Linked DNA regions of Mus musculus: region 2 is linked to region 1. A link is a loop called in an ENCODE intact Hi-C map of the cell type or tissue named here. Cell type or tissue: left cerebral cortex. All regions are shown on one strand.

Evidence for each region. A loop is a pair of places that touch in the nucleus more often than their neighbours do. Peaks named below come from ENCODE experiments on the same cell type or tissue, not always from the same donor. Only the 100,000 strongest peaks of a DNase experiment are listed, where the experiment ranks them.
Region 2: a loop joins it to region 1, with 4 times the contacts of the local background. A loop is called at or near these places in 2 of 42 quality-filtered maps.

The regions. Positions count from the first base shown.
Region 1 is chr13:110,059,758-110,067,757 of GRCm38, forward strand. It overlaps Rab3c (RAB3C, member RAS oncogene family), which reads right to left. Exons shown (of 5, transcript NM_023852.5): 5 at 1-2,245. The coding sequence ends at 2,058. Among named protein-coding and RNA genes, the nearest start is that of Gm32881, 57 kb to the left of the region's middle. In left cerebral cortex, a CTCF peak has its summit at 3,141 (motif pointing right); DNase peaks (open chromatin) are centred at 2,795, 3,169, 4,220 and 7,518.
Region 2 is chr13:110,136,412-110,144,411 of GRCm38, forward strand. All of the region lies in intron 3 of Rab3c (RAB3C, member RAS oncogene family), which reads right to left. Among named protein-coding and RNA genes, the nearest start is that of Gm41057, 41 kb to the right of the region's middle. In left cerebral cortex, no CTCF peak of the experiment used is centred here; DNase peaks (open chromatin) are centred at 3,132, 4,726 and 5,126.

The DNA.
Region 1 (8,000 bases):
TATGATTCTTGAATTTAGGTGTCATTAAAAATTTAAAAATCACCAGTGTCTTCTTATCTTTGATGAGCCAACACTTGCTCCTCTAGGTGTCAAAGTGGAAACTTACCACTAATTTATAAGTTTGCAACTAAGCACATGAGAAGAAAACATGCACACACTAGCCTGTCAGCAGCCTCGCCCAAGGGAAGGGTGGATCTTTTACACAACTACCAAAAAGGGAAAATGTCTGCCTCACGAAACTGTTCTGTCCTTCAAACTGGTGCCTTCCTAAGATCCTTGCCGCAAAGACTTCTGGAAGGCAGAGAGATTTCTCTTGGCATTTGGCACAGAGGTTAAGAGTTGTTTTTCTATTATTTCTTCTTCTTCTTCTTCTTCTTCTTCTTCTTCTTCTTCTTCTTCTTCTTCTTCTTCTTCTTCTTCTTCTTCTTCTTCTTCTCCTTCTCCTTCTCCTTCTCCTTCTCCTTCTCCTTCTCCTTCTCCTTCTCCTTCTCCTTCTCCTTCTCCTTCTCCTTCTCCTTCTCCTTCTCCTCCTCCTCCTCTTCCTCCTCCTCCTCCTTTTTTTTTAAGCAGGTTTCCCTGTGTAGCCTTTGCTATCCTAGAACTCACTCTGTAGAACATTCTAGCCTGAAACTCAGAGATCTGCCTACCTCTGCCTCCAGAATGCTGGGATCAAGAGTAGGCACCACCACAACCGGGATTTTTGCATATTATTTCTATATGGTCTTCAGAAAACCTAGAAGAGAGGACAGGATATTCAAGGGTCTCACCCCTCTCTTCAACCGCCATGGCTCATCAATTTTCTGGACCGCTCACCTCTATGATCTGTTTATCTTAAGCATGTCTAGAGACTTATGTAACTTTTAGAATTATAAATCCTCTGAAAAATATGGTTATAAAAAATGGTTTTTCCCCCTCAGTCAGGACTCATGGAAAGGTTACCTAATTGCCTCCTAAAGAGGGGGGAAGGCTTAGTTAAAGTGGAGCAGAGAACAGTGGTTGAAATGTTGGCCTACCTTTTATAGGAAGAGGGGCACTAACAAAGTTTCAAGCCAATTTCGAGTTCAGAATTGGTGGGGGTTCCAGAGAGCCATGGTGGTGTTTTGTGGTGTGAGACAAGTCGTTAAGGGATGGAGGTCACTCAGGTCATGGAATGCCACAGCTAGTCACATCCCTTCTGTAGTAGTAATTGCTCTCAAGCACGCAGAGATGAGCAGAATCATGGGCAAGAATCCCGGCAGTCAGGCCTGCAAAGCTCCCTTAGTGTTGATGTGGTTCAAGAAAACTTGCAAGGGCCTGGATTTCATTTTCTTTACTTTTTCTTTATCCCATGATCGAGTTGTATGGTTTGTAGCTACTTTAACTCATTATCTTCCTGCCTCAGCCTCCTGAATGACCCTGTACCCAATCCCTCAATGTTTTTCAAAGTCAACACACCCTTCTGATATTATTAACAAAAGTGCAATATATATATATATATATACATTTCCTACTGGTACACTGCCCAGACCTGTGATGGGGTCTCCAATCAAGAGCAAAAGTCCCACTTTCTTTTTAGACAAAGGCAAAACTAAGTTTCCTGACATCACTCCTTGGTCACAGCACGCACGCGCCCGCGCGCACACACACACACACACACACACACACACACACATGCGCACACACAAAGGGACTCTAGGTTATCATCCATACAAATGAAAAGCATGATATGAATCCGTGGCATGAAAGTTATTTGCAGTAAAATTATAGTCTGTAGTTTCTGCAATAGCTTAATTGAGAAAAAGGTTGCACCCCCCAAAAAGATTATGAAAGACAAATAAATGATAAGTTACATGCAAGTAGCAGGTGTTTATAGATGAATGATCCTTACAAATATAAGAGCAAGTTTGCCACATATTAACACAGGAAATTGCTCACGGTTTGAATGCATATATGGGCCACTGCCATCAAAGACTTCCTTCAAATAATTATTAGGCAGTATAATCGAAGGCTAATAGACCATTTATCAATGCTGCTTCTTGGCTGCTCTGGAGCCCCTTGGAGCTCCTGTGTGGGGGACATTAGCAGCCACAGTTGGGCTGTGGTGGAGGAGGGGTCTCCTTGAGCCTCGTGCTCTGCTTTGCCGCTGTGATGGCTGGGTCGGTCTCCAAGCTCTCTGACATTTTGTCACAAATGATATCTACGAGGCGCTCGAAGGTTTGCTTCACGTTGATGTTATCCTTGGCGCTGGTTTCAAAAAACTCAAACCCTGCAGGAAACACACAGAAACAGGCCCATCATTTCACGTTTCTGAAGTCCAATGGACTCAGTTGCGGTTTTGAATGTCGATGGGGCAAAGGCAGCGGTGGGAGATGGGTGCGATTTCTTAGACCGGAGATGACTGCTGGACAAGAAGCGCTACCCACTGACCAGAGCAGAGAGTTATAAAGAGGGGTTGATGATACTCATTTTATTTGTCTCTACTGATTCATTCATGATGTCTGCAACGGCAGAGAGATTTTCTGAGAGGAAATCAAGAGTTAACAGTAGTAGTATCATTAGGAACCCTCACCAGCCAGTCCTCTCATCCTGACTCCTTGCTCCCGCCTCTGGTGTGCTCATACATCTTTGTTGACTTGGCTGGATTAAGAGCAAAGCATGGGGCGTGTCTGCGACTGCTTTTCCAGGCCCAACTAGATGCTGTGGACTCTGACTTAATCAGTGACTCACCCCCTCGATGACATTATTGCTAGGCAGTGAGGGGTTGGGGCGGGGTTTAGTTGGTGTAAGTCCGTTACTGGAACTTATCCTGTATCCTCGGGTGCTATATTATTCAGGGTTATCCCTTGTTCTGACTCCTGGCCACCTTGGTGTGAATTGTTGTGTTCAGCTTCAAGGCTGACTTTTTGGAGAAAAGTGAGACGCCTTAGACAAAAAACCTGAGGATTTTTTGTCTGGTCGCCGTGTAGTCTTTTAAAGTCTTCTCTAAAACTGACATGACTTCCATTCTTCTCTCATTGCTGTATTATGTCAAAGTTATTAACGTTTTTGAACAAAAGATTTAGAAAAGGTCCTGTGCATATTCTATCAGAAGAGGGACTACGAATTTCCTATTCAATCCTGTTCTTTTTTCCCTGTCCAGTCATGGGACCAAGTAGTATCTAGCAGGACACTAGGTGGCGCTAAAGAATCACAGGAGTTACCGTAGACCTCCTTCAATCTCTGGGTATTTGAACTGAGTGTTAATGCAATAACCCTGCAGTCTTTGTAACGCTGTTTCAGCTTTCTGGTGGGGGCAGATTTCCTTCTCACCAGTACTATTTATGGCAGTAAAGTTTTTGAATAGGAAAGAAAACAATAAATTTTAATTGAGCAGCAAAAATACAAGAAGGTGGGAACCATGGCACAAGGAGGGTGGGCAAACCCCACTTCCAGGATGCGGCTGTCTGGAAGCCATCTCAGAATGCAGCTCTGCACACAATGTTATCATTCCATTGTTCGCATTCCCATTCTACCGGCTGTGCTTGCCTGTCAGTTGCTATGGCAACTGCCCCAATTGGCCAGCCGGAGATTGGTCTGGTCCACCGGGGGGAATGTTGATTTAGGATGTGCTGGGCAGAACACAGAGAGCCTTTTTTAATCCATTCTCAATTTTACACCCTATAAATCCTTCTGGTTACATCTGGCCCTATCTCAGAGGAGACACAAAGATTCAAAATGATTAAATCCAGTGAATGCCTGGCTCCTGGGACCAAAATGAAAAGCACAGTCCACTGCTTCGCATCTATGTCCACATCCCTTTAATAACTAAGAAATACTTGTTTTCTTGAAGGGAATTGAAAGGAAAAAAAATAAATGATTTTCATAAGTTAAAATTTCTAAGTTTTTGACACTACTGTTGATTGGATGATTAAACCCAAGTTACATTTTGACTGCAGCTCTGTTAGGATCCGAGCAACAGCCAGACTCAGGAGACAGATCATTAGCAGATTAAAGTCCTAGGAAACAGTGCAAGGTATTTCAGTCTACCTTTGGCTTCTATTTCTTTTTTTATTGTTTTGTGTCTGCACAGTGATCACGCCGTTCTCTTAGAGTAGAAATTTACCTATAGGCAAGGCCAGGTGGTGTGGACAGTGCTGATTTTTCTAAAGCTGGTGCATTCCCTACAGCTGGATCATTTACGTTCCTGATGGACCCAGGGCAGGGCAGGACAGGCACCCTCTGCTCGATGTCATTGCTTACTCATCAGAGCTCTTTGCTTGCTATTTTCTAGGTGCTAGTGTTTTTGTCCCAGAATTAGTAGGGTTGGGCATCATTCCAGAAGATTCCAAAACCACACCGGAGATGTGAGACCTCTGAATGAAACTTTGGAGGAAAATAATTCTGAAATTTGGGGCAAATCTGGGACAAGTTTCGGTTCTATCATCGTTTCAGCGGGTGCTTCTTTTACATGTGAGCGTCTGGGAAAGGGCAGAACATGAAGCACTGAGCCATTGCTGAAAGATACAGGCTCCCACCCCCCTTTATTAAATGTAACTCCGTTATCTGGTTATGAGGTCACCCTAGGATGATGGTGCGCAAGTTGGGAACAGTAACGTGATCTCTGATCACAGAATCCAAAATGTTCTCAATTTCCATCCCTTTCTGTATGTGATGATTTGTATATGCTCAGACCAGGAAGTGGCACTATTAGAAGGTGTGGCCCTGTTGGAGTAGGTGTGTCACTGTGGGCGTGGGCTAAAAGACCCTCACCCTAGCTGCCTGGAAGTCAGTATTCTGCTAGCAGCCTTCAGATGAAGATGTAGAACTCTCTGCTCCTCCTGCACCATGCCTGCCTGGATGCTGCCATGCTTCCCGCCTTGATGCTAATGTACTGATCCTCTGAACTTGTAAGCCAGCCTCAATCAAATGTTGTCCTTATAAGAGTTGCCTTGGTCATGGTGTCTGTTCACAGTAGTAAAACCCTAAGACACCGTGGGATCCTGGGACTCAGGAGAGAGTGTCTAGGAGCCCTTCACATTATAAGAACACTCTTTCCTCAGCATGGTGAGGAGGCCGTGATATGGTGAGAGTGTGGGGGCTTATTGGCCCAAGTACCTTGGCAGCCCACCGTTAACATGCTAGATTTTAAAAAAATCTTCACTGTTTCTGTATGTTTGTTTGTTTATTTTTTATATATTGTATGTGGTCAGATATGTATGTAATTTGCATGTATGAAACACATATGTGGAGAACAGGATGGTAAGCAAGAGTCTGTTCTTTCCCACCATGTGGGTCTGGGAATTGAACTCAGGGCATGGGGTTTAGCAGCAGGCTCCGTTATGTACTGAGCTACCTTGCTGGTCTGACACACTAGATCTGTCACCATGAGAAAATTATGGCTTCCGCACTCACTTTCATAATTTATGGTGTTTGCTCTGCCTGTCCTATAGCATTATCATGGCTCTCAAGTGGGAAAATGTGGGTGAAGGGGCCAAACAAACTGGGAAGGGCAAGGAGAGCAGCGTCAGTGACCCCACGCTGGCGTTTGTGTAGTCTAGGAGAATATTGAGAGCCCTGGGAACATTTTAACTCACTTTGTCCTTGAGCAAGGGCTATTAATTTGTCTACTTTTCAGATAAGAAAATGAAGGTGGAAAATGGATGAGTGATTTGTTTAAGCCTTCCCATGATTGGCTGGGAAATGGTAGAGACAGAGAGTACCCATTAGCCTTCCCTGCCTTTCTAGGTACCCCGAAGAAGGCAGCTACAGTTTTGTTGCAGTTAATTGATCAGTTCTAGGGTAATGAGTAGTTACTAATTCACACACAATTTCATTAATTTAAATAATTCGAAGGTGACTTACATGGGCTTTAAGAGTGCCAGTGAACCTAACAGTCCAGTTGTTTAACAGCTTAAAAATACACCGTGGGATTACAAAAGCCACATCTCCCTATGAACTAGAGAAGAACAGCTACAAAGCGTTCCGAAAATAAAACTGGTTTTCAGTGACCAGCAGCCTAAATCTATTTATCCTAAAACACAGAGTTCAAAGAGTGGGAGCACAAGGTCAACACTACAGCCTTTAGTATGGTGTCATTGAGTTGTGTAGATCTGGGGGAAATGGGGGTCTATCATGGACTTCTGTCTCCATTTGAATCACAAGGTAAAATTTCTCTGTGAGAAGCCATCCCTGTCCCATCCCTGTGTCCAAGCATGTTTAAAATTGCGGCCTAACTTACAACGACAAATGCAAACACTGGAGTCTTTATTCTTATAGTAACTCCTTGGGCTTTCTGGTTATTACACCCCAGTGTCTTGGTCTTTTTACCTTAGCTACTACCTAATAGGCTTGTTCTCAGAAAACCTTACCTTTACATCCACACACACCATCATCATCAGAAGTCCGGCATCAGTCAAAGAAGCCTGGCAAACAGTCCTACAAAACCCTGGAGATTGTCTCCTGCACACTGCCAAGGATGCTGCTGTTAGTTCATCAGGAGCAAAGAAGCAGACCAAGATGATGTAGCAAGCTGACTGTGGACTCTGACAGGTCCCCCGAGAAGTAGGCTACCGTTTCAGGTCCCCTGAGAAGTAGGCTACTGCTCCTTGCTCTGAACACCTGCCCCTTATGCTGCACGGTCTGTAATTAGTAACTTTAGCATGCATGTGGCTTTATCAGGCAAGTGGTGGACAGGCTTAGTGAAACATGGGTGAGTTCTTAGTCTTTTTTTTTCCTCCCAACTGCTCTCTGGCAGAGGCATCCCTGCTCTGGACTCAGAAGAGTACCTGCCTCAGCCAGCACACCCCTACCTTGGGGTTCTCCAGACCTGACTTAGACAGAACAACTCCTTCCCTTTCTAAAACCAATGATAGGGATGCCCAGACATGGTTTAAATTAAACTATTTGCCTTTGGACAGCTGAAAGAGCAAATGACTATCTGGAAGGACTCTGCTGGTGAGCAGAGACATCACACATCCTGGGCCTTGTGGAGAGTGACACAGGTCTGGCTTGCTGGCGTGGTTCTTTACCCTGTTCCTTAAATGTCCCTGGAACAAAGCACAGAGAAGCCTGGGACCTTTCCAGACTCCTACACACAGGGAAGCAAGCAGGGCCATGAGGCCCAAAGCATGCTGATCACTGAAGGTGGCAGGCTCTAGGCTGCCACTCTGTCATGAGGAGAACTGAAATGTCACAGCGCCCTACTGTGATAATCCTGTGTAAGCCATGACAGGACAGAAGTCTTGAACACTGGTTGGGCTCTCTAACCTTTTAAATTTGAAAGAAAAACCATCACTGTGCCCCCATCCCCCATAACACCCCAAACTGTACTTTAGTGCATCATTTCATCCCTAGCTGTCAATAGCTTACATTCTTGCCACCTTTTCCATTACAAATGGGTTCTTTCTTCATTTGGGTTGCGACTACACAGCTTCCTCCTCAATTTTCCCATGGAATAGGATGAACCAGAGCTGTGGGAGAAAGGCAATCACGATGCCAGGCAGGTGACAGTTGGGCCAGAAGTAAGGACTTCAGAGCAGCAGGACCAACTGTCATTTTAGCTAGTCCCATATTGGGGAGCCAGCCATGAGACAGACTTTAGGAGTGGGAGGAGATGAGAATTTGACCCACTTCCCTGAAGAATGGCCAAGGAAAGCAGCCAGAATTTGGAACAGGAGCCCGGCCCAAGGCTAAAGTTGATATAAATAGACCACAGAGTGGACAGGTCTTTCAGGCTCCCGGTTTCTCTTGTCAGCCAGGCTTAAGCAGATGGCATGATTTAGAACCTATGCAAGGGTCATCTTAAAGTGTTGATGGATGCTAGTCCCCACACAGAAGGTCTTCTCCCTGCCCTTAGACTTACAGACTCTAGTTTAGTCTTCTGATAAGGAAGAGGGTGCCTGAGTTTGCTGGAGGTTGCACGGGGCTACCGGAATTCTCCACTCTCCATTGAGTAAAATTCAAGTCATGTAGTTAGGCATTCATTCCTCAACTCTTAGACTTCCCCTAGCTCTCAGGTCTAACTCCACCTACTCTAGGCCTAT
Region 2 (8,000 bases), 77 kb after region 1:
GATCAGATAGGTTCTATGTGGAAAGCCTGTATTGATGATGCCCTGTTTGTGTATCACCTATCTCACACTATTACTACTGTGAACAACATTGATGACAGAAAAAGGGATTGTTGTGCACAAGACTGAAGATTTATCTATATTGAATTTGAGGTAAGTGTAGGAGCACCCAGGCACTCAGGATATTAATGATAAAAGCTTAACAGTAAAGTCTATCCTATCACTGCAATGAAACACCATGACCAAAAGAAGTTGTGGGGGAAAGGGTTTATTTGGCTTTCACTTCCACATCATTTGTTCATCAGAGAAGGAAGTCTGGACAGGAGTTTAAACAGGGAAGGAGCTGATGCAGAGGTCATGGTTGGGTGCTGATATTGAGTTGTTCATCATGGCTTGCTCATCCAGCTATCTTCCTGAACCCAGGGCGACCAGCATGAGGATGGTATCACCCACAACATAGCTGGGCTCTCCCTCCACCAATCACTAATTAAGAAAATGCCCTACAGTCAAATCTTACGGAAGCATTTCCTCAATCGAAGTTCCCTCCTTTCAGCTAACTCTAGTTCATATCAAGTTGACATAAAACTAATCAGAACAGGGTAGATATGTTAAGTTCAGAAGCCGCGTGTGTGTGTGTATCTTTTTAAATTCTTTCACATATTCTATCCATTATATCCTGACAGCAGTTTCTCCTACCACTACTCTTCCCATTCTATCCCCTTCAGCACCTCCCCTCTCCCTTCTCTCTCCTCAGTTTTTTCCCTTAAGTTATTACTGACATGAAGAGATACCATAACCATGGCAACTCTTATCAAGAAAAACATTTAACTGGGACTGGCTTACAGATTCAGAGGTTCAGTCCATTATCACTATGGTGAGAAGCATGGCAGCATGCAGGCAGGTATGGTGCTGGAGTTGCAATTTCTACATCTTGATCCACAGGCAGCAGAAAGAGCCTGCCACCCTAGGCCTAACTTGAGGATATGACCTCAGAATCCAGCTCCAGTGACACACTTCCTCCAAGAAGGCCACACCTCCTAACAGTACCATTCCCTATGGCCACATGTTCAAACACATGTGTCTGTAGGGGCCATTCTTACTCAAACCAACACAGTTTTCCTTCAGAAACAAAGCAGGCCTCCCAGAGATATCAACCGAATATTGCCTAAGAAGTTACCATAAAAGAAGGCACAACCTCTCATGCCAAGGCTGGGCGAGGCAACCCAGTGGGAGAAGGAAAAGTGTCCCAAGGGCAGGCAAAATAGCCACAAATATCAACAATATCTTGGGGGTAACTCTAACCAAGCCAATGAAAGACTTGTATGACAATAACTTCAAATCTTTGAAGAAAGAAATTGAAGAAGATATCAGAAGATGAAAAGATCTCTTGTGCTTAGGGATGGGTAGGCTTAACATAGTAAAAGTGTCCCTACTCCATAAACATATTTCAATATTAGTTGCTGCCATTTGAAAATAGAGGCACTACATAGAACAGCATTCAGAGTTCATGCTTTTCTCAAACAATCAGAGGGCCCAATAGCTCTCAGCCATCTTTTCACACGGCACCTGTGAGTGGCTGGTGAGAGGATCTAACCCTCAGCCGGCTCAATCTCTTTGCACTTCACTCACTCTCTTAACCTCCAGCCTTGTGGGACTGGAGTTTCCAAATCCTGCTCAAAGGAAGTACTGATGGAGAGATGAAGCCTCTGTGGTTGCCATGGCCACAGAGCCCGCCAGGTGGGAGCTTCCTGCCCAATGTTACTTTTAACGGGCCAAGAAAGACACCAGAGGACTAGCTCTATCCCTGAAGTATCTATCATAAAGGAACTCTGAACTCTTACACTTTCCTCTGGGACTTGGTGGTTAGGTCATTTGTAATCTTAGCCTAGAGTATCTTCAGAAAGGTAGTAAAGAAATAAACTGGATATTCCCTTGTAAGGACAAATAAGTAAAGAAGAGGAAAAGAAAGAGAAAGGAAAGAAGAGAAAAGGTGGAAGGAGGGTACGAAGGAGAAAGGAATAGATTGGATCAAATAAGGAATTGTTGAGAGGAACATCCTGACTGAGAAATGTAGCAGTTGAGACAGGGTGCACATACCCTCTCTTGAAGACTGGGGTCACCTCCTGCCAGGATCCTTGCATCTTTTTTTTTATATATCACTTGGCTAATTCAGAGCACATGAACTAGAGAGATCTCTGCCATCTATCGGGTCATAATCATTCCTTCCTATGAGCTTACCAGGATTATCTCCAGAGAAAAGGTGAAGGCTTACCAACATCTCCAGAGTACAAGGTTTGTTTAAAGTGGTCCACAAGGCTCATGATGCCTCTGCACTGTGCTTTAACATCGTGGGATCCTTGCTGACTGTGAGTGACACTGAGACCTTGCTCCTCTGCCATACTGGGACGACCTTCACAGCGGCTGCTCCTTTGATTTCAGTGCAGACCTTCCAGCTGGCTACAACTTTTGTTCCTTCAGACCCTAGTTTAAATGTCACCCCTCTCTGACAGTCGGATCCTCACTCCCTCCCTAGTACACGCTACCCTACTCTTGGTTCATTTTTCCCCTCTAAGGCATTGATACACATGCATTCATATTTATTTTCCTCCCTTTAATGTATGAGTTGCTTTCCCCTCGTTAATGGGCAGGTATCTTATCTCCACTCCCAGTGTTTACGTAGTGCAGACAGGAATCCCTAGCATACACTGGTGAACAGCATGTACAATCTGGAAGAGACACAGACAGGCATTGGCAGTAACATAGAAAATAGAAGGAGAGGTACGGATCTAGAGGTGTAAAAACCAGATAGAACTTAATCCTTCAAAAGAGGGGATAAAAAGTAGAAGGAATCGAGAATGTACTGGTGGAAAGAGAATTCTCTTAGCATGTTATGAAAACAGGGAGAAGGCTTGCTGCCAGCCCCTTACCAACACATCCCTTTGTATCTTGGGTACTCAGGACCAGAGGTCTTGCCCTCCATTTTCCCTACAGCAGCAGAAAGGTGGGTGGCTGAGAGCGAGCAGAAAGGAGAGCTGCAGGAAGCTTGTGGGAAGCTGAAAGACTTTGAACAGCTGTTGTAGACACTGTAAATGAAAGGTGGTTAAAGCAACCGGAAAGACTGCCGAGTAGCATGGAGGGACAGCTGAGGCTGTCCTTGTGCCAGTTGGCACAGGAATCCAATTCTCCCGAGCAGCATTTGCAGCCTGGGAGTAGATAGAGAAAAGCAGATGGATGGAATAAATTGGTCCTGAGGATTGTTAGGCAAGTATGTGGTGGGATGACTGCAGAGAGGGGTACTCAAGCGATCATTCCCTAAACCTAACAGTCCTTTGCCATTTCACCTTGCCATTGCTTGCCTGACAGCCATAAAACTCCCAAGACTCTGGAATGAACTGTATCCAGTAGACATTGCTCCACACACTTTAGCCATCAAGAAATGTTATCTTATATGCCCATCGGTTCCCTTCCCACTCCCCGTCACTTCTCTTTACCAAAGGAATGGTTTGTGCAATGCCATTGAGCTGATCCAGATCAATGAGTTCCATATTGGCCTGACCCTCTTAGGACTTTATCCAATCTCCACTTGCCCAGGTATATAGTGTTCTCTTGGTGGGGGGTCATTTATGTTGATGAAATTCAGGATTGATAAGGAGATGCATGAAATGTAAAATGCCTGCCTCTGTTGCCTTCCCTCCTAGATTGAACCTGACATGGTCACCCCAGACTCACTGGGTCTGTGAATATGCGCATTGCACTTGAGTGCATGCAGTAAGCCTATGGCTTTCTAACCTGATATGGAAACTGAGGTGTCTGGAATAGTAGAAGTCCAAGCGCATATGCTGAAGCGTGCTTTCATGGGAGGTCAAGGAATGAGGCAATACCTGAAGAAGGAGTTTGCTCTCCTGCCTGCTCTGGTGTCCTGACAATGAATAGACACAGCCAGCTCCGGCAAGCATTCTGATGTTCCAACTTCTTGGCTTCTTAAGGAAGAATTCTGAGCGTCAGACATTCACACGAACAACCACTCTAATCTCTGCTCCCATGCCTGTCCTGAACATCATTCTCCATTGATTTCTACAGATTTAAAAACCATCCCTGCAAGTGGAACCTTTAATAGTGCTGTGAATGAATACTTAGATTCCTAAAAGTTCTTTTGGTGCTTGTTCATTCTATCTGTCTGCCTGTCTGCCTGTCTATCTATCTATCATCTGTCTATCGATTTAGTTTTATTTATATGGATGTGTAAAAACCATGTGTCTGTGAGTGCCTGCATAGTCCAGAAGAAGGCACTGGATTACCTAGAACTGCTGTGTGGGTGCTGGAAACCAACCTTGGATCTTTTGGAAGAGCAATAAGCACTCTCACCTCCTGTGTCATCTCTACAGCCCAAAGTCTAACCTTTAACTTATGAATTAATCAAACTAAGCATTTTGTACATGAATGTACTGAATTTAGTTTAATTCTTTTTACCCGATGAATGGAATTTCCTTGAATGCATAGCTTGCTATATAGGTGTAAATATGTTCATATGGATTATTAAATAGATAGATATTTCAGTGTAACCATGCATCATGTTCTAGCACTGTCCCTTCTTCAATCAGCAATTGCCAGGTAACTTTGCTAACTGTGTTCTCCTCGTTGTTGCCCTCTAGAAGACAAGGTCATGTCTGACAGATCATGGCGGTGGCACGCGAGTCTGGAAATCTGCCTATGCACATTCAGAGATAACACAGAAGCCCTTTTGTTCACTATATAATGAAGTATTTTTAAATGTTTTTGAATTATAACACAAGTACGAATGTATAATTCTGTGATGCAAATGTTTGTGAGGTTTTTTTTTTTTTTTTTCCCGGAAGGCAATGCTTTCCGAAGCATTTGACTTTTATTTTTAGGTACTTTCTATGAGAATGATATAAATGCCAAGAACGAATAAAATGGTACATTTACAGTAAGAAACAATTGTGGTTCATCATCCAATTAACATCACTTATGAATCATATTCTGGCTAGACAGCCGAGCACAGTAGAGCATGTGGTAACTTTGCAATTCTACTCTTCCTGCTAAAGGTCGGAGGAGACGTCACATCTTTAAAAACTCTAACTAAATGCCACTCATTAAGTCTTTTCTCTTAAATTAGCTCAGTCAACTTTATCTTTCCAAATCCCTCAAAAAATAGGAACATCTGAGGGAAGATGCCAGCTACGTCAAAGCAAGCCCAAGGCTTACAGGGAGGCCCAAAGAGCCAGGTTGAGACTTTGCATTTCGTCAGTCTGCCGAATCCAGCATGGTTCTGAGATGCTCTATTGATTATTCATATTCTTTGCCAATATAATTTATGGGTTACAGACAAGCACTTCTATTGTATGCTAGTTGATACAATGATTTAGAAAATGTGTTATCAATAGATGATACCTAACAGGTGTGTATTGCTCATGTATGCACGAGGTGGCCATGAAGCTATAGTTAGGATATTCACTAACTAAACAGCTCCCACCCAGGGGAGACCACACTATTATCACCTTTATTCTTTTATAATATTATCCTGTGTTGAAGTGAATAATTAGATGGCATAAAACATCAAAAAGACAACGACAATCGTCACAATGGGTCTAGATTGCATTTTCATAGTACCCAGTGATTTTCAGAATCAAGATTGTGTCAAGATTGATTCTCCAGGAATGGATTTTAAGATATAAGAGGATGTGATTTAGTCTCTATTTTTGATTAATACACTTCAGAGATTCATATTTTATTAGGAATAGCCTGATCAAAACTTTGTATATTACTGGTATTCCCAAATGGAGAATATTAACCGTAAATTCATATCTTGAAGAATTTGTAGATGATTAGAATTCTCTAAAGGGAATATGCATTCGCCACCACTCTTTCTGCTTGAAGGTATGTTGAAGCCAAATTGAATAGCAGGGTCATAAAAACATAAAGAAATAAAAGGTCTAAGTCTAATAAAATTGTGTGCTGAGAGATTAAGTTAGAATTTAGAAGCTTCCTTGCATCAAGTCAAATTATGATGATGTTCCCTCTCTCTCTCTCTCTCTCTCTCTCTCTCTCCATCTCTCCTGTTTGTTTATTTGTTTTGTTAAAGACATTATTGTGAGGGTGGTCTTTATTTCTATTTTGGTCGAATGTAGCTTTCATCTACTCTGCCAGAGACGAATGGGCACGAGGGTGTGTCATACACCTTGCCTTAGTTGGAGGAAGCCCCAGGGTGCACACTCTTTTTTTTTTTTTTTTTTTTTTTTTTTTTCTGAGATAGGGTTTCTCTGTATAGCCCTGGAACTCACTTTGTAGACCAGGCTGGCCTTGAACTCAGAAATCCGCCTGCCTCTGCCTCCCGAGTGCTGGGATTAAGGGCGTGCGTCACCATGCCCGGCTCCAGGGTGCACACTTTTAGAGCGGATGACTCCCATATTGTATCTCTCATCCTGACCTCTTCCTAAACTGCACACTCTAATCTAAGTGGGAACCTCAACACCTGCCTGGATCATTCATCTGAAACTGTGAACTGAGCTGCCCAAGGCACACTCTGGAATGCCACCTCTACTTGGAGCCTCGCATGGCCACGGGCATCTCTTCTCTGTCTTTCCTTCACAGGATGTTCCCACCACACACCCAGGGTCATCATAGCATCACCTCCTGCCTAGATCTTGGAATTCTCAGTCTTGTCTGACTCACTCTCAACTCACAACTTGAAAAGTCCCCGTCCTTTCCTCTGGTATAGCCGATATGGTCTAGTGGCCACCACATCACGCTCAGCTGGAGTTTGTGCCTCTTCCTTAGCCTCTTGCTTTCCTCTGACCCGCTGGACTTCCACATTTTATTCTCAGAGTAGTGGGAATGAGCTCAACAAAATAAAATCTTCACTTATGATTTCCATTGTCTCCCAGGTCCGTATGTTGGAAACTTAGTTCCTAGTGTGGCAAAAGTGGAGAAATAATGAGGTGTCCAAGTTGAAGGCTCCACCCTTCTGATATGCTTACACCATTGCACTAAGTGCCTGCAGGAGTAGCTTTCCTCTCTTACGCTCATCCCTTTGTCTTTAACCCTGTGGTAATGCAACTGCAAGGCTCGGACCAGAGGCCAGTGCCTTGACCTCAGATGCCATAGCTTCCAGAGCTGTGAGCTAGTAACTGTCTTTTCATTAGAAATTATCCAGCCTTAAATATTCTGGTACAGTCTCAGAAAAAGAACTCAGACACTTGACATTCCTTATAAATAGACAACCTTGGATGAAAGGTTCCCCTAGACCTTGGTACCCTATGTTCCAGTCCTTATGAGCTCGGATAGCATGTTCTTGACTGCTACCCACCAGTGGCTGGCGTTCTTCTAGCTCTTGTGCTTAGAGGCTCTGAGCTCTATGTCTTACTCCTGCTACCACGTTTTTCTGGGAGGCTCTTCCAACAGTTTGCAATCTTCACATGGCCAGCTGCTTGACACCATGGCTCAAGCAAACCCTGTTTAAAATGGTCTCTAGGCACATGACTTTATTCAATTGTATTTACCTTGTGGTATTCATTACCAACGGGTACTGTAGTGTGTGTGTGTGTGTGTGTGCATGTGTGTGTATATATGCATGTGTGTGTCTGTCTATCTATCATCTATCTACCTATCTCCACCATCTAACTAACTAACTAACTAACTAACTAACTATCTAACTAACTATCTAACTAACTAACATCTATTTATTTATCACCTATTTATTTGTCCACTGCTCCCCCAGGTAGACATTTGTCCCCAGGGGACTAAAGAAACTTGGCAATTTTTATTCAATGAATGACCCGCCTTCTATACAGAAATATAGGAAGCACATTTATAAAACCAGATACAGGACATGTTTAATTTAAACTTTGCCCTGTGGTGCCACTGGGGTTCTTTTAGGATGCATGGCCCAGAGATGAAGCAGAGCCCCTTCTTTTGCTTTGAGCATCTAAGTGAGCTGAGGTGCCTTGCTTGTTCCCTAGTTCCTCCCTGCAAGTTCTTTAGAC